Linked DNA regions of Homo sapiens: region 1 is linked to region 2. Evidence: read pairs that join two places in POLR2A ChIA-PET (ENCODE). Cell type or tissue: GM12878. All regions are shown on one strand. Links, peaks and the distances in the headings refer to the core of each region. The heading gives the core; the rest is flanking DNA.

What was found. Peaks named below come from ENCODE experiments on the same cell type or tissue, not always from the same donor. Only the 100,000 strongest peaks of a DNase experiment are listed, where the experiment ranks them.
Region 1: POLR2A ChIA-PET joins it to region 2 with 9 read pairs; 1 of 35 experiments calls an interaction of 5 or more read pairs at or near these places.

Annotation. Positions count from the first base shown.
Region 1 is chr5:169,735,078-169,739,469 of GRCh38, forward strand. All of the region lies in intron 22 of DOCK2 (dedicator of cytokinesis 2), which reads left to right. Among named protein-coding and RNA genes, the nearest start is that of DOCK2, 100 kb to the left of the region's middle. In GM12878, for the core only: no CTCF peak of the experiment used is centred there; no DNase peak of the experiment used is centred there; H3K27ac peaks cover 933 bases.
Region 2 is chr5:169,902,234-169,906,625 of GRCh38, forward strand. All of the region lies in intron 27 of DOCK2 (dedicator of cytokinesis 2), which reads left to right. All of the region lies in intron 1 of INSYN2B (inhibitory synaptic factor family member 2B), which reads right to left. Among named protein-coding and RNA genes, the nearest start is that of INSYN2B, 76 kb to the right of the region's middle. In GM12878, for the core only: no CTCF peak of the experiment used is centred there; a DNase peak (open chromatin) is centred at 2,038.

The sequences.
Region 1 (4,392 bases), core at 100-4,099, 170 kb before region 2:
GTCAGAAATGGAAGTCTTTAAACTTCACCCTACAGTCAGAGTGATCTTTCCACAGTTCAAATCAGATCACAGTACTCACCTTCTTAAAATCCTCTTATTTCTTTTTATTCTTCTTAGGATGAAGACAAAACCTAATGTGGCCTGCAAGGGTCTCCTGGTCTGGCCCTGTAGCCCCTCTGGTCCCCTTTGACCTGACTTCCCTAGGTGAAAGGAGAAGTCTTTCTCCACTCTGGAATTGGTGGCTTTCATTCAGCTCCTCTGATTCTCTCAGCTCCCTTCTGCTGTGGGGCCTGTGCACTTGCTGTTCCTTCAACCTGAACTGCTCTTCCCTCTCCTTCTTACCTAATTTTCTCTTATTTATCTTTCCTGTGTCCTCTCAAGCATCACTTTCTCAGGGAATCTATCCCTGTATTTTCTGGCTAGGTCAAAGCTCCCTATTTTACCTTTTCATTGCCCACGTATTTTGTGTTTGAAGTACATATCACAGTTTCTGTTTTACATGTATAGACGTCAGTTTTTATTTATTTGTATAAATTCCTTAATTGCACAGTGACTGGTGCATAGTAGATGCTCAGCACCGTCATTGGCACAATAACAAAAACACATTTTTGTTAGTTGAATAACTTATCTTATGGAGACCCTAAGCACACCTACTTTAGCCAAGTAAAAGCTGCCGGTATTAGTCTGTTCTCAATTGCTATAAAGAACTACCTGAGCCTGGGTAATTTATGAAGAAAAGAGTAAGTTTAATGGACTCAACACTTCCACAGGCTGTACAGGAAGCATGGCTGGGAGGCTTCAGGAAACTTACAAACATGGCAGAAGGTGAAGGGGAAGCAAGCATGCCTTAGCATGGCAGAGCAGGGGGGAGAGGGAGAGAGAGAGAGAGAGAGAGGGAGAGAGAGAGTGAGAGAGAACCAAGTGGGAAGTACTACACACTTTTAAACAACCAGATCTTATGAGAACTCACTCACTGTCATGAGAACAGCAAGAAGGGAATCTGCCCCCATGATCCAATCATCTCTCGCCAGGTCCCTCCCCCAACATTGTAAATTACAATTTGACAGGAGATTTGGGCGGGGATGTGGAACCAAACCATATCACAGCCCTTCTCCTAGAATTGAGAGTCCATGATTTTTGAGTTTTTATTTCTTTCACCCCTCGTGGCTTGCTTCCTGGGGTAAAGTGATGGGTCTTTTCACTGGTTTCAGGCCAGGTATGCACAGCTGGGTCAGCAGGGTCTGGTAGCTGAAATGCAGCCCTGGATTTTAAAGCTCACCTGTTTGGGTCAGGGGCCTTCTTCTTTTATCAACTTTTCCTCCTCTGATATGTTTTAATGTAATATTCTAGTGCCTCTCCATTGCAGTAAGTGTTAGAATGTGACCTCTCCTAAACCCTAGAAGTCCACACAGGGTGTGTTAAATGCCCTGCACTGGTTTGCACCCCAGCCTTTGTCTGCTGTGTGCATTGCATGCCCAGATTTTCTACCTGGGCTTTTGTCATGGTGTTCCCACTTTGGAAGGCATCTGTGGGTTTCTCAGCCTGGAATATAAAGATGGTGAACAATTTTTCAGTATATGGGTATTTCTTAACTTTTAACAAATTGCTCTTAAAGCCTGTAGCTTCCAAAACACCTTTAACTCAGGATTTATTCATCCTTACATTCAGCAACAATGCATCACATACCTGTCCCATGCATACTGGGCCATAAAACTTAGTTTCTTTTTTTAAGCACATGAGTAGATAATGAAAGTTTCTATCTCAAAATAAGTTCAAATACGTGTCTAGTGGTAGAACTTTGGTTTGCATTAGTAATCACATGTTTATCCAACACATATCGAGTAGGCCACTATGCTAGGTACTAGAAATATAACAATGAACTGGACAGACTAGTGGAATTAGACAAAGGTATGAAAGTTTTTAGTGTAGTTGAGAAGAGACATGAAGCAGATAATCATGTGGGTGCATGTAAAATCAAGGGGAAATGCATGTGAGGTGCCCTGGGATCATGCTATGAAGAGATCAGCTTTCATCACAGGGTCAGGAATACTTCTCTGAGGAAGTACCATCTAAGCTGTGACCTGAATGATGAGTAGGAGTTGGCAGGTGAAGAGGAGGAGGGTGTAGTAGGTGAAAATAAAGCCAGAGGGAGCTCCCTGAGATAGGAGGGAGTTTGACCCAAAGGAACTGTGGAAAGTCTAGGGTGGCTGGAATTCAGTGACCAAGGGATAGAATGACTGGACATTGCCTAAAAGGGTAGGAAGGGGTGGCTCTTGAAGAACCTTGAGTGTCAGGCCATGACCTCTAGAAATTATCTTAGGGAAATGGGGAGCTGTGATATTATGAAGTGTATACTTGGTCTTTGATCCTTTTTCCTGGCATACATGTCCTAGAATCCTTAGAATCTCCAAAAAGTGATGTCTTTTTGCATGCTAATGAGTTGACTGAAGCCTGGAAACCCTTAGGTAGTTTCAGGATGAGGGGTGGCCATCTGAAAGAGCAAGGCAGAATTAGAGGGTTGAGACTTTCAGCCTCCCCCATAGGGAGGGGAGAGGGTTGAAGTTAACTTGATCACCAATGGCCAATGCTACATAACAAAGCCTATATAAAATCACAAAAGGACTGGGTTCTGAGAGAACCCAGCAATTCCAGACAGCTGAACACGTGGCACTTCCTGGAAGGTGGCATTCCTGGACCGGGCATGGAAGCTCCGCATACCTTCCTCCCCATTCCTGTATCTTTTGTAATAAATACCCTTTATATCAAATAGGTAAATGTGTTTCCCTGAGTTCTGTGAGCAGCTCTAGCAAGTTAATCAAACCCGAGGAGGGAGTTTTGGGAACTCAAATTAATAGCCAGTTGGTCAGAGGCACAGGTAAAACAACCTGGGCTTATGATTGGCATTGGAAATGGGGGGCAGTCCTGGGGACTGAGCCCTCACCCAATAGGATCTGACTCTCTCCAGGTAGATAATGTTGGGTTTGGACTGAATTAGAGGACACCAGCTGTGTCCACTGCAGAATTCATTGCTTGCTTGGTGGTGGGGATAGACTCTCGCACATTTGTTACAGATGTCTTCTGTGTTCATGGTTGCGGCATGGGAGCAGAGGGAAAGTAGCGTGTGTTTTTTCCACTTAGGAATTTTTAAAGGATTTTCAACAGGAAAATGCTATGATCGCATCTGTGTTTTTAGAAAGGTCCCTCTGACCATTATGTAGAAACTGGATTGAAAGAAAATAAGAGAGAGGGAAGGGACACTGGTTCAGAGACCCCCACAGGTGAAAGGAAATGGAGGCTTGGTCCTCCATGGTACTGATGAAGATGGAGAGGGGTAAATGGCTTTTGGGGTGGAATTAATGGGTCTTGATGACTCAATAACTTTCAAGCAATTCAAGATAGTCCCTTCTTAGCCCAAGGCTTTGACTTGGGCACCAGTGGGGCCTTTAGGCTGTGCTTGGAAACTAGAGGGTGTTTTTTTATTGTCCAAAAACAGGCTTGGTTTTGGACAATACATGTTCTGAAATAGATAGTAATGTTCATTTTCAACTCAGGTGCTTAAAAAAGAAGCTAAGTCTTATGGGCCAGTATGTATGGAACATGTATGTAACGTGTTATTGCTGAACGTAAGGAAGAACTCTTTGACAATAGAAGCCAGATAAGAATCCTGGAGAATTACCTCAATGGTAAATAGTTTACCTAAAGATGAGGACACAAGGGCCCAGACAGGAGTGATCTAAAGTCTGAATGTCTGTAAATGCTAGTCTGGTTTAGAATTCACTCAGTCCTGTGACCGATACCATTGCTCCTTCTGTTACCCTGTCCTCTGCGGGCAGCCTGGTGGGCCCTTGGTCATCCTACTGCTCAAAGAGGTCTCCAGGCACTCAAACCTCAGTGTGTTTGATCTCCACATTCCTTGGGTGTTCCCAAATTTCAAAACAAAGAGTTTTATTGCACATGCATTTTTAAAACTGGCACCATTAGCAAGGAAAATGTTAAAAGAAGAAATCACTTAACTACACACACCAAATGTCAGGGCTCTCAGTGGAAGAGCCTGGGGTTAATTATCCTTTTCAGGAAGCCATGGAATCAAAGGATGAAGTTCAATGCTCTTGGCATGACCATAGTTTAGAGTAATAATAACTTGGCATTTCTTGGGCCGTTGTGTCTCTAGCTGCAGTTTATGCCAGAAACTGGGAGGCAGGTGAAAAATCAGCATCTTGATTCTGTAATTGTAGAGGGAAAATGGCCTCTAGTTGTATGTGACCTTCAGTTAGATTCTCCAGCCCCAGCCTTATTCCCACATGAGAATGAGAAATTTCAGGAAAGGCTTTGGAGAAATGGACTGTTGTAGGAAGGAGCTATAAGGCAAGAAATACACCAAAGAAAGAGTAG
Region 2 (4,392 bases), core at 92-4,091:
CTGAGAAAAGCTGTCACAGGAGCAAAGAGGCACAATGATAACCAGCATCACTTGGTGGTGACTGTGGACGAGGCCATCTTTTTAAGGCTGTGCTATTTTATATGATCCTCATGTTCCCAGTGAGCCACATTTTAGAAAGCTGAGGCACAAAGAAGTTTAGTGATTTTGCCAAGCCACCACAGTAGTGAATAGTCCAGCAGGGCCTTGTGCTCCAGGGGTCATGCTCTTATCCACTACGTGATTCTGTAGCAAGAGGCCACAGGCTATTAAGGTCAAGTAGAGTGGTTTCTGGAAGGGACAGCCTTGACCTGGGTTGAGAAAAGTGGGAAATACTGAGGGTCAGCTGTTTTGTAGACTGCACCCCGCTGAGGCTCCCTGGGGCCATTTGGGAAGCTGGGTTCCTGGCATGATGCTGAGTGTTCCACAGAGAGGGAAGCCTCATTCCTGACTGTATTTTTTCCTCAAATCCTTCTGAGCACCCTTAATCTGCAGAAAATGGGTTGGGTACTAGGGACACGGCAGTGAGCTCAGACATTCTCCCAGAGCCCACAGAGTAGTGAGGGAGACATAAAAGAAAGGGGTGAGGCCAGGCGTGGTGGCTCACGCCTGTAATCCCAACAGTTTGGGAGGCCGAGGCAGGCGGATCACAAGGTCAAGAGATCGAGACCATCTTGGCCAACATGGTGAAACCCTGTCTCTACTAAAAATACAAAAATTAGCTGGGTGTGGTGGCACATGCCTGTAGTCCCAGCTACTCGGGAGGCTGAGGCAGGAGAATCGCTTGAACAAAGGAGGTGGAGGTTGCAGTGAGCTGAGATCACGCCACTGTACTCCAGCCTGGCGACAGAGCAAGACTCCATCTCAAAAAAAAAAGAAAGAAAGGGGTGAATTTCAATGTAAGGTGGTCATGGTGCATATCTGTAGTCTCAGCTACTGGGGAAGCTGAGGTGGGAGGATCTTTTCAGCCCAGGAATTTGAGGCTACAGTGAGCTATGATCGCACCTATTAATAGCCAGTGCACTCCAGCCTGAGCAACACAGTGAGATCCCCATCTCTAAAAAACAACAACAACAACAATAAAAAAAAAAAAAAAAAAGGAAAAGGAAAAAGTTAAGAGCAGGGTGGTAAATACCCACCAAGAGGAAGTCGGGGTGCCGCAGGAGTCCCTTGGAGCAGCATGCATCCCTGATATGTTTCTGTGGTGGTGTGAGTGTGAAGGCTGGTGGCTAAGGGAGCCTCCTCAAGGGCAGGGTTGTCTATTGTGAGCTTGGAAGAGAGTAGGAGCCAGCGGGGGCCGGGGGGCAGGGGGCGTTCGGGTGGGCACAAGTGGGGAGATGGGAGAAGGGAAGTCACTTCAGGACACAGTAGGTACAAAGGCCTCCAAGTATGGAGATAAGAGGAAGCAGGGCTCTTTTGTGGAACTGATAGAAGTTCAGACTTCCTAGAGGGTCGAACTTACTCGGGGCAGGGGGAGAAAAGAAGTAAGTTTGGAGAAAGGTGGGTGAGAGCTCGGTCACTGTAGCAGGAAGTTTGGACTTAACCCTAAGAGCAGTGGAAGCCTCCAGTGGGTTTTAGGGGAGGAGAAACTGGGCGGAGTGGCTCATGCCTGTAATCCCAGCACTTTGGGAGGCCGAGGCAGGTGAATCACCTGAGGTCAGGAGTTCGAGACCAGCCTGGCCAACATGGCGAAGCTCTGCCTCTACAAAAAATACAAAAATTAGCTGGGCGTGGTCCTGTAATCCCAGTTACTCGGGAGGGCTGAGGCATGAGAATTGCTTGAGCCTGGGAGGCAGAGGTTGCAGTGAGCCGAGATCGTTCCATTGACTCCAGCCTGGGCAACAGAGCAAGACTTCGTCTCAAAAAAAAAAAAAAAAAAAAAGTTTAGGGGAGGAGAAGGTAAGACATTTTCTGGGGCTGCCTAGATCCTTTGTACTTTCTTGGGTAAAAGCAGCATACTGACCTAGCCTTTGGCAAGAAGCCTGATGATTTGGTTCCCAAGAGACAGTACTGCTTGGCTTCAAGCAAGTACTTGAAAGCAAGGAGGGCTTTCCCCTCAGTCTTAATGCTAGTTGTCCCTTCCTTTTTCTTGCAACGCTGGGCTTGCTGAGTAGCTGAGATGTGTTGTATTTTTTAAAGAGCAACTTGTTCTCTCTAAATCACCTACCTGTCTATGGAATTTCTACCAGTGTGTTCAAACACCTCTCCAAAGTCTCACTTCTGGGCAGCTTCCCTTTAATGGGGGTGGTGGGGAAGGGTGCAGACAGGCAGGGGAGGGCCTGAGGGAGTGAGGTGGGAAGGGGTTGGCAGAGAGCTCAGGCCTTTAGAGTGCTGGCGACCTCAGCAGCACCATCATCTCATTCTCTCTCATTCACATGGAGGCCTTCCAACCAGCCTCTCCCCCTAGTGAGGGCCCCGCAGTCCTTTAAGAAGGCTTCCCATCATTTAAACAGACAATAAGTCTGACAGATACCGAGGGTGGCCTCAGCTCAGCGAGCATTAACTGTATTAGCTACATTGGAATTTCCATCAGTGACACTGTATGGAGCTAATTTGTGGGTTTGCTAATCCCCAAGTCACTCCTAGTAGCAACACATTTCTGTGTGGGAGGGCCTGCCCAGAAGACTATGGCACCTTCACTGCTCCACGGCTGGAGCAGCTCAGTGTGAGGGAAGAAACCGGCTCTGGAACCCGAGAGACCCGGGTTTGAATCCCAGCTCTGCCACTCCCTAGCTGTGTGACCTTGACTAAGCAACTGAACCTCCCTGAGCCTCAGTCACTCATATGAAAATGAAGATAGTAGTCATGACACTCTCATGGGGCTGAGGTCAGGATTCAGGGAGGCCGTGCAGAGTGCTCAGTAAATATGAGGTGCTGGCATGTATTTTCTACAGTGGGTTTAGGAAGGGTTGCAAACTCACATGGCTTCAGGGTGACACAAGTGGGTGAAGCCAGCTGGGAGCAAGCTAGGCAGAGAGAAATGTGCCACAAAGGGGACCCCTGCTGTCAGCTGCAGCCCCAGTTGGTGAATGAAACCCAGGAGCAGTACTGTTAGAGCCAGTGTTTTTTTTTTTTTTCAGGAGAAGCCAGAACTCTGTGTTAAATATCCCAACTTTTAAATGTTGGAGACTGAATTAAGCTTTTAAAATCATCTGGGGGCAAACCAAACACATCTGAAAGCCAGCTGCCCCTTGGCAACCTCTTGCTTTTTCTTTCTGCAAGAAGTGGTTTAAAATTGGGTCCTCAGTATAAATAGCTCGAGGCTGCCAGGCAGAGTATGTTGGGAGAGGACAGTTTGTGGCAAAATAATTTAATGCCCCCACCTCTCTGAGGGTAATGTCACTCGCTCTTCAAGTCCTGTATACGGGCTTGAATGATGTCCAGAATGGAACTGAAATAGAGAGGGATGGGTGTGGGGTAGGCAGGGACTGGACAAACCATCCAGGCTGTGTGCTGTCATACAGCACCTCTGGGAGGGGCCACTAAATGGCAGCGTCTGCACCCAGGAACTGCAAACCACCCAGGTGTGCAGGGCTCACCACAGCTGCGATTGGTCCTCTGTCCTTTTTGGACTTGAACAAAGTGAGAACACTTTGGGGCAGATGTAGCAGCCAGGAAGATTTACTTTCTGACAAGAGGATGTCTAAACATTCATTCACAGTCAAGCTGATTTCCTAAAAACAGCTGTCTTGAACCTGACTGTATCTAAAATGTCTGTTGCCTTCGTTCAGAAAGCCTCTATTCTACTTTACCCATCAACATTTTCTCTTACACAAGGTTTAATATCTCAGCAGGTGTTGACTGGTTGGAAGTAGATGGGGTACTAATTATAAATGAATGCAAAGACATTTTTCTTACACTAAGAGTTACCAAACGGTCCTGAGTTCGACCTTCTTTACATTCATTCGTGCAGTAAATCCTCAATGAGCGATTACTACATGCCAGGCATTGTGCCCGGGGCCGTGGATAGTCAGAAAGTTCTTTCTGACGTCAAACGCAAGCTTTACTGTCAGCTAAGAGAGCCTCAGTTTCCTCATATGTAAAATGAGTATGATCATAGTACTGACTACTGATTATTTCAAAGGCTCCCAAGCCAGTGTGTGCACATGGCCAGCATTCAATAAGCATTAGCCAGCAAACGGGCGTTCATCTCAATTAAAACCACCATCATTTGGGCTTGGTACTGTTATCCCCACTTCTAACATAGGAGCAAACTGAGATTTTTAGATTTTTAAAATTTATTTTATTTTGTTACGTTATGTTATGTTATTTCATTTTATTTGTAGAGACAGGGTCTCCCTATGTTTCCCAGGCTGGTCTTAAGTTCCTGGGTTCAAGCTATCCTCCTGCCTTAGCCTCCCAAAGTGCTGGGGTTACGGGTATGAGCCACCCATG